Regions from separate parts of the Homo sapiens genome. Here region 1 is linked to region 2. A link is an interaction called in ENCODE POLR2A ChIA-PET data of the cell type or tissue named here. Cell type or tissue: OCI-LY7. All regions are shown on one strand. Links, peaks and the distances in the headings refer to the core of each region. The heading gives the core; the rest is flanking DNA. Region 1 has its middle 120 kb from the start of RGS21. Region 2 overlaps LOC105371664 (a long non-coding RNA gene).

Region 1 (4,409 bases), core at 128-4,127, 180 kb before region 2:
AACTAGACTTCTATATCTCACCATATACAAAAATCAACTCAAAATGGATTAAAGACTTAAACATAAGACCTGGTATTATAAAACGACTAGAAGAAAACATAGGTGATACACTACAGGACTTTGGTCTATGCAAAGATTTTTATAGCTAACACTTCAAAAGCAAAGGCAACAAAAGCAAAAATAGACAAATGGGACTATATTAAACTAAAAACTTTCTGCACAACAGAGCAAACAATCAACAAAGTAAAGAGACGACTTGTTGAATGGGAGATGACATTTACAAAATATTCATCTGGAAAGGGACTAATATCCAAATATACTTGAAATTCAAACAATGCAAAGAAATAGAAACAAATAATCTTATTAAAAAGAAGCAAAGGACATGAACAGACATTTCTTAAAAGAAGACATACAAATGGCCTGCAGGTATTTAAGATAAAACATTCACCATCACTAATCATCAGGGAAATGCAAATCAAAATCACAATTAAGCATCATCTTAACCCAGTTAGAATGACTATTACAAAAAATACACAAAATAAGAGGCACTGATGAGGACACAGAGAAAAGGGAACTCTTATATACTGCTGATGGGAATGTATATTAGTAGCACCATTATGGAAACCAGTATGGATATTTCTCCAAAGACTAAAATTAGAACTAGAATACAATCTAGCAATTCCACTACTGGGTATTTATCCAAAGGAAAGGAAATCAGTATATCAAAGTAATACCTGTACCCTCATGTTTATTGCAGCCTCACAATGGCAAAGATATGGAATCAACTTAAGTGTCCATCAATGGATGAGGGGATAAAGAAAATGTAGTATATATACACAATAGAATACTATTCAGCCATAAAAAAACACTGAAATCTTGTCATATGCAGCAACATGGATGGATCTGGAATCCATTATATTAAGTGAAATAAGCCAGGCATAAAAAGACAGGCATGTTCTTACTAATACAGGAGCTACAATCATTGATCTCATAGAAGTAAGAGAGTAGAATGATAGTTACAAGAAGCTGGGAATAGTGCATTCATTGTGGGGGGTGAGGGTGGATGAAGAGACGTTGATTAAATAAACATAAAGTTTGATAGAAGGAAAAAGTTATAATGTTTGATAGCAGAATAGGGTTACTATAGTTAACAACAATATGTTGTGTATTTCAAAATAGCAAGAAGAGAGGACTTGAAATGTTCCCAACACATAGAAATGACAAATATTTGAGGTGCTAGATACCCTAACTATCCTGGCTTGCCCATTGTACATTTTATGCTTATAATGAAATATCATGTATACCCCATTAAAATGTACAAATATTATGTATTAATAATTTTTAAGATTTGTATATATTTAAGGTGTACAAAATTTTGTTTTGATATACTTAAGTATTGTGAAATGATTACCATGGTCAAGTTAATTAATATATCCATCACCTCACATAGATACTGTTTTGAATGATAAGAATACGTAAGATCTATTGTCTGAACATATTTCAAGTATGAAATACATTATTATTATCTATAGTTACCATGCTGTACATTAGGACTCCAGAATTTATCTTATCACTGAAACTGCATTTTTAATCAATATCTCCTAATTTTCCCCAACACTCAACTCCTAGCAACCACTCTTCTCTACTTACATGACTTCAACTTTTTTAGATTCCACATACAAGTGACATCACACAGTATTTGTCTCTTTGTGACTGACTTATTTCACTTAGCATAATGTCTCCAGGTTCTTTTATGTTATCCCAAATGTCAGGAATTCCTTCTTTCTGAATGCTGAATGATATTCCACTGCGTATCTGTGTGTGTGTGTGTATGTATGTATGTATGTGTTACACACTTTCTTTACCCACTCATCCGTCAATAGACATTTAGGTGGTTTCCAATCTTGGCTATTGTGAATAATGCTGCAATTAACATGACAGTGCAGATATATTTTTTAAAAGGTGGTGACTTAATTTCCTTCGGGTATTTTCCTAGAAAATGAATTTCTGTGTCATATGGTAGTTCTAGTTTTAACTTTTTAGAAACCTCCATAATGTTTTCCATAATGACTGTACCAATTTCCATTCCCAAAATCGATGTATAAGGGTTAGCTTTCTCCACATCTTCACCAACACATATTATCTTTTGACTTTTTGACAATAGTCATCCTAACAGGTATGAGGTAATATCTCACTGTTTTGATTTTCATTCTTTCTGGAGTTCAGGGCCCCTCTCCAAACTCACTAGACCATTCATTGGTAGAACTCATTTCCTTATGATGGTATGACTGGGAGGCCTTCATGATGGCCTGATGGTATGATTGCTATCAGCTGGAAGCAGCCTTCAAATCCTAGAGATAGCCTGTAGTTATATGCACATGGCTTCATATTCATAGGCAGTTCACACCATTGCTGTTTGTTTCTTCCAGGCCAGCAAGAGACTCTCTGACTCCAGTCAACTAAGGCAAGGTTTTATTTTGTTTTTTATTTGTTTGTTTGAGATAGAGTCTCGCTCTGTCACCTAGGCTGGAGTGCATTGGCACGATCTCAGCTTACTGAAACCTCCACCTCCCAGGTTCAAGCGATTCTCCTGCTTCAGCCTCCCGAGTAGCTGGGACTACAGGTGCCCACCACCACACTCAGCTAATTTTTGTATTTTTAGTGGAGCTGGGGTTTCACCATGTTGGCCAGACTGGTCTCGAACTCCTGACCTCAAATGATCCACCCACCTCAGCTTCCCATAGTGCTGGGATTACAGGTATGAGCCACCCTGCCTGGCCAGCTAAAGCAAAGCTTTGAATGGCTGAACATAATCGTGGGAGTGGTAGCCCATCACCTTTGCCATGTCCTATTGATGAGAACACTCACAGCTAAGGAGAGGGGCAGACAGGGTGTAACTCACTGGGGATCTTCCACAGTGAAAAAGAAAAGCCCTTCTGAATAGATGACATTTAGGCTGAGATCTGAAAAAGACAGAAAAAGGCAGCCGACTGGACCCTATGAAGATCCACTTAGAGTGGATATTCCGCTCACTGCTGGAAGTAATGATGACTGAGAACTCTCAGTCATTAGGCCCCTCTGGAAATGTTCTTTACTGGAAAGACCTTTCTTGCCCAATCACACTACTTCCATGAGCATCTTGCATTCCCTAACAATTAATGATGCAGAATAAAGTCCTGACCTCCTTGATCCAATTCCAGACAACGCTTAGGGCTCTCGATTTCCCTATGAGGCCACTTAAGGACTTTACTGAGGTTGTGTTGAAGCCCAACTTCTCTTTGTGCCTAATCTTGCTTTCCTGTCTTGCAAAACATTGACCCTGACAGCACTCCCTGATAAACTCTCTGCATCTTAATTTTCACCTCAGAGCCTGTTTCCTGGGAAACTTATCTGCAACAGTAGCTATGGCATGATTAGAGCGATGAACATTCCAGGAAGAGGAGACTGGTAGTGCTAGGGCTGCTAAGGCTTTTCAAGTAGGAAGGACAAGCAAAAAAAAAAAAAAAAAAAAAGAGTTAAGGGCTAGAGTTTAATTGTACTGAAAAATGGCTTAACTCGAGGTCAGAAAATTAGGCTGGGGGAGGCCAGTGTTAGATCATGTAGGCTGTGTAAGCCAGGATATGAATGTTTGATTTTTCAATGTGATGGAAAATGAGTTATATTTTACTTTTAAATTAATATTTTAAAAATCAATAAAAATCAATCCAAAGTAAAGATGAAAACATGCAAATAAATATTTACCCAGAGAATTAAAAATACCTGAAAAAGGGAAAAATGGAAGTTTCTCTCGTCAAAGCAATAAACAAAAGGGATAATTATTTATTATTCATTATTCATCTATGATTTAGTTTTAATGAAAGAATTACTGAGACAATGATTGTGATAAATGAGTATTTGAAAAATTCTTGTTGATGTCTTCATGTACTTTTAAATTGAGTTCTTTTGAATGAGCATATTCTTTGCAAACAATACCAAGACGGCTGACCCTCTAAATATGGCAACCTAATGGGAACTAATACTTAAATAGAACTTAAAATCTACAATGTTCAATACTGTCAAGCTGTGCATGTACGCCTGCAAAGAATGAGTCTTTTCTCTGTCAAGCACAAGATAAAGAAACCTCTGCAATACAAGGCTTGTATGGCTTTATCAACAATGGGTTCCATTCAAAAGCAGAGGAATCTGACGGAAAAGATGTTTGAGAAGTGGGATTTGGAGAATTTTATAAATTTCTCGTTTCATTTCTTTCCACTTAAAGACAATTCTAATAGCTTGCTTCTGCCCTATATGATAAGATACTATTGAGCTTTTAACCTTGACGGAGAGTGAAACTGCAATCTCATTGTGTAGGAGGCTTCCCACCGAGTGCCACTAGCAACTTAAAATTCTTGCTCAAGTGGAAAGATGAA
Region 2 (4,409 bases), core at 284-4,283:
TGGTCATAGTATTCTCCTGTGATTCTGTTTCATATCTATTAGAACTGTAGATCTGTAGCCATGACCTTTTCTTATCCCTAATATTGTTAAAGGTCATCTCTCTATTTCTACTATATCACTTTTGTCAGAAAGACTTCCTTATTTTTACGTAGAAACAAATTTGTTTCTTAACCCTTTTTGTATTCCTTTTCTATTAAATTATGACAGTTGTTTTTATTTCATTAATTTGTGCTTTTACCTGTGTACTATTCCTTTCCCTCTGATTTATATGTTTTTTTGGTACTGTTTTCCTATCTTCTTTGTTGATCACATAGCTCATTATTTTGCAGTTTTCTTTCTTTTTAAAATACAAGCATTTAATGTCATATAAATTATCCTTAAAAAAATCATTTTAGGCCTGGCACAGTCATTAATGCCTGTAATCCTAGCACTTTAGGAGGCCAAGCTGGGGGGATTGCTTGAGGCCAGGAGGACGAGACCAGCCTGGGCAACATAGCCAGACGATATCTGTACAAAACTTTAAAAAAAAAAAATAGTCATGGCGGGCCGGGCCCGGTGGCTCACACCTGTAATCCCAGCACTGGGAGGCCAAGGCAGGTGGATCACGAAGTCAGGAGATTGAGACCATCCTGGCTAACACGGTGAAACCCTGTCTCTATTAAAAATACAAAAAATTAGCAGGGTGTGGTGGCAGGCGCCTGTAGTCCCAGCTAGTTGGGAGGCTGAGGCAGGAGAATGGCGTGAACCCGGGAGGCGGAGCTTGCAGTGAGCCGAGATCGGGCCACTGCACTCCAGCCTGGGCGACAGAGCGAGACTCCGTCAAAAAAAAAAAAAAAAAAAAAAAGTCATGTGGTACATGCCCTAGCTACTCTGGAGCCTGAGGTGGGAGGATTGCTTGAGCCCAGGAGTTCAAGGTTACAGTGATCTATGATAACACCACTATGCTGCAGCCTGTCTCTTTAAAAAAAAAAAAAATCACTTAAGCATTCTCCCACAAATTCTGATACACGACATGTTTATTATCTTTTATTCACATTTTCCAGTTCCTATTTTGATTCCCTGTTTGATCCATTCATTATTTAGAGTGTGTTTTTGTTTTATTTTGTTTTAGTTTCTAAACGCATGAGGAATTTTTAAGACATCTTTTGAAGATTAAATTCTATTTTTTACATTTTATTGTGGTGTAAACACTTAACATGAAATCCACCCTCTTAACAGATTTTTAAGTGTACAGTACAATACAATACAGTGTACTGTTAGCTATAGGCACAATGTTGTATAGCAGATCTCTGAATTTCTTCATCTTGCATAACCGAAACTTTGTATCCATTGATTAGCAACTCCCCATTTCTTACTTCTCTCACTCTCTGAAAACCATCACACCATTCTCTGCCTTTAGAAGTTTGACTCTTTTAGATAGATTATTTCTCATAGAAGTGGAATCATGCAGTGTTTGTCCTGTGACTGGCTTACTCCCCTTAACATAATTTCCTTAAGATTCATCCATTTTGTTGCATATTGCAGGATTTCCTTCTTTTTTAAGGCTAAATAACATTCCATTGTATGTATATACCACATTTGCTTTATCCATTTTCTCAGCTCTTTAGGTTATTTTTATATATAGGCTATTGTGAATAATGCTGAAATGAACATGGAAATGCTAATATCTCTTTAAAATCCTGATTTCAATTTTTTTGGTTAAATACCAAATTTGCTAGATCTCATGGTAGTTTTTTTTAATTTTTTGAGGAAACTCCTTACTGTTTTCCATAGTTGCTACAACATTTGGCATTCCCATCAAGAGTGTACAAGGGTTCTGATTGTTCTACATCCTCACCAATACTAGTCTTTGGTTCTTTGACAGTAGCCTCTTAACAGGTGTGAGATGACATTTCATTGTGGTTTTGACTTGCATTTCCCTGATGATTAGTGACACTGAGTAGCTTTTCATATATCTGTTACATGTTTTTATGTCTTCTTTGAAAATATGTCTATACAATTCTTTTTAATTGGGCTTTTGTGTTATTGAGTGGCGGGATTTCCTTACCCTTAAAACCCACAAAACTATGGCATGAATATACACATAGCAAAGTATAAAGTTTATTTTTATAATACCTACTTTATTCCCACTACAAGGATGCCAGGACAGTTTAACTCTCATGAAGCCCCTCTTAACCTTCTCATTATTGTTGGCAGCATTTTAGTTCCACTTTTTTCATATCACTGAAATTATTATTATTGTTCATACAAACAATAGTTGTGTATGTAAAACTCCACGTGTACCATTTTCTCTGTTCACCATTTCTTTTTTGCATCTCAATCTCCCTGTAGCTCTAATTTTTTTCTTTCTTTAGTATATGCATTTGAATCTTTCATTGAGAATCAAATAGTACGTATAGAACTTTAAATATATACAGAATGTGTAGTTTTTTCTCTTAATATTTGAATAAAATTTTCCATTATTTTCTTGTTTCTGTTTTTGCTGCTGAGGTATCTGCAATTATTATTTCAAAGCAATCTTTTATTTAAGTCTAATTACTATTAATTTTTTCTCTTTTACTTTGGCAAAATTCTACAATTTTATCATGCTGTATCAACATGTGGAGGTACTGATATAAAGATAGATGTATAGATAGATAAACGGATGGATGGATAGATAGATAGATAGATAGATAGATAGATAGATAGATAGATAGATTTCTGCTCAGGATTTAAACATAGTGAATCTTATTAATCTTTTATTAGATATGAAAATTCTCACCAAATTACCTTACATACTTAATCTTATTATATCATCATGCTATTTTTTGAATAATGTTCTTAGGTCCATCTATTAGTTCACAAATTCTTCCTTTAGCTAATCTGTTGCTTAATCTGTCCACTAGTTTGTTTTTTAGTGATTATATTTCTTACCTCCAAAAGTCATCTGTTTTGTTTTCACATCTGCTTAATCTTTTGAAATAAGGTTTTGTTGTTTTCAAAATTGAGAATCTTTTTTTAAAATAGATTATTCAGTTTAAATATTTTTGTTTTATAGTTTCTATTCAGCAATTCTATTAGCTGAAGGTCTTAGGAATCTAATCTCGCTTCTTTTTTAATCTGGTATGTTTTCATGAGGGTTTGTTTGCTTGTGTGTTTGTAAATTTTGGATATTAAGCTCATCTTCAGCATAGATTTATCCATAGGAGTCTTGTGTGGCCTGTGTTTACAGATGTCATTCCGGGGATATATTGTCTGCTTTCTGCTAGGTGCCCCAAGGATATTACCAGCCCAAACTATTTTTACATTGATTCCTCACTTGAGAGTTTTAGGAGCTCATGGATAGGGTAAATTTAAATCCCATTACCATGATTACAAATTATCACAGAAGGCTTCATTTTTTTCATCTGCAGCCCAGGGCCAAGAGAGCTAAGCTTTCTTGTTGTCTCCTATGCCACTGGAAAGATATTTTCTAGTTCAACCTATTTCTGATGGTTATCCCTCTGAAAAACACAGATTAGAGGGTTGGTGGATCTCAATACAAACTTCCCACATGTACATGCATCATACCCCAGGTGCTAGCTTCCTTCTTTTTCCTTAACCAGGAAAGAAACAAAAAAGATTATTTGCCAGGCTGAGTCACAATTCCAGTTTTCCATCCTACCATTATGATTTTCAATTCCCACTTTGTATAGGAAATTGAGAATTTTCCTTTCTTACTAGTAAGAGCAACCATGAATTTAAAATAATTTTAAAACTATTTTAGCCAGAAAATCTCTTTGTTTTGTAATGGAAGCATTTTCAGTTACTTGGTTGGTTCAAAACATTGCTGGAAATAAAAATAGTCACCTTCTTTCCCATTCATTTACAATCTCCTTGAATTGACAGCAACAGTGTACATAAGCTAGGGGTAACTACAGATAAAATACTGCTTTCCATTATAAGTGAAAACACTGTTCTCAAATAATGGCCATGATCACTAATCTTTTAAAGGTATATATAGTGAATTGGCATTATCATGGGAAAATATTATCAGCAACAAAATAATATTAATAAAATTTATCAATTATTAAGCACTTGAGATGTATTAGTTATTACTAATCCTTATAATAATTTTCCTCAGAAAACTAACATTTATAATATAAAGTAACTTGTTCATAATCATGCACATAGTTTGATGACTCAGTTGGGAATATAGGTCCTTCTCTTTCTAACACCAAAATTGGTTATCTGTACATCAAGGGCTTCCATATGTCATAATTGACCATGATTCATGTTGCTTATTTGGGATTTGTTTATCTAGCAACTCTTTAACTCAAGCTTGCCCAAGTAAAACTCTCTATCTTTGTCTTGTTCGCTATATTCACGTCTATCAGCATGTATATGCAGAACTTATTTAATCTGTAAACCTGCCTAAATTGTTGCAAATA

What was found. Peaks named below come from ENCODE experiments on the same cell type or tissue, not always from the same donor. Only the 100,000 strongest peaks of a DNase experiment are listed, where the experiment ranks them.
Region 1: POLR2A ChIA-PET joins it to region 2 with 6 read pairs; 3 of 35 experiments call an interaction of 5 or more read pairs at or near these places.

Annotation. Positions count from the first base shown.
Region 1 is chr1:192,432,536-192,436,944 of GRCh38, forward strand. No RefSeq gene overlaps it. Among named protein-coding and RNA genes, the nearest start is that of RGS21, 120 kb to the left of the region's middle. In OCI-LY7, for the core only: no CTCF peak of the experiment used is centred there; no DNase peak of the experiment used is centred there.
Region 2 is chr1:192,613,380-192,617,788 of GRCh38, forward strand. All of the region lies in intron 2 of LOC105371664 (a long non-coding RNA gene), which reads right to left. All of the region lies in intron 1 of LOC107985241 (a long non-coding RNA gene), which reads left to right. Among named protein-coding and RNA genes, the nearest start is that of RGS13, 21 kb to the right of the region's middle. In OCI-LY7, for the core only: no CTCF peak of the experiment used is centred there; a DNase peak (open chromatin) is centred at 1,882; H3K4me3 peaks cover 746 bases; H3K27ac peaks cover 392 bases.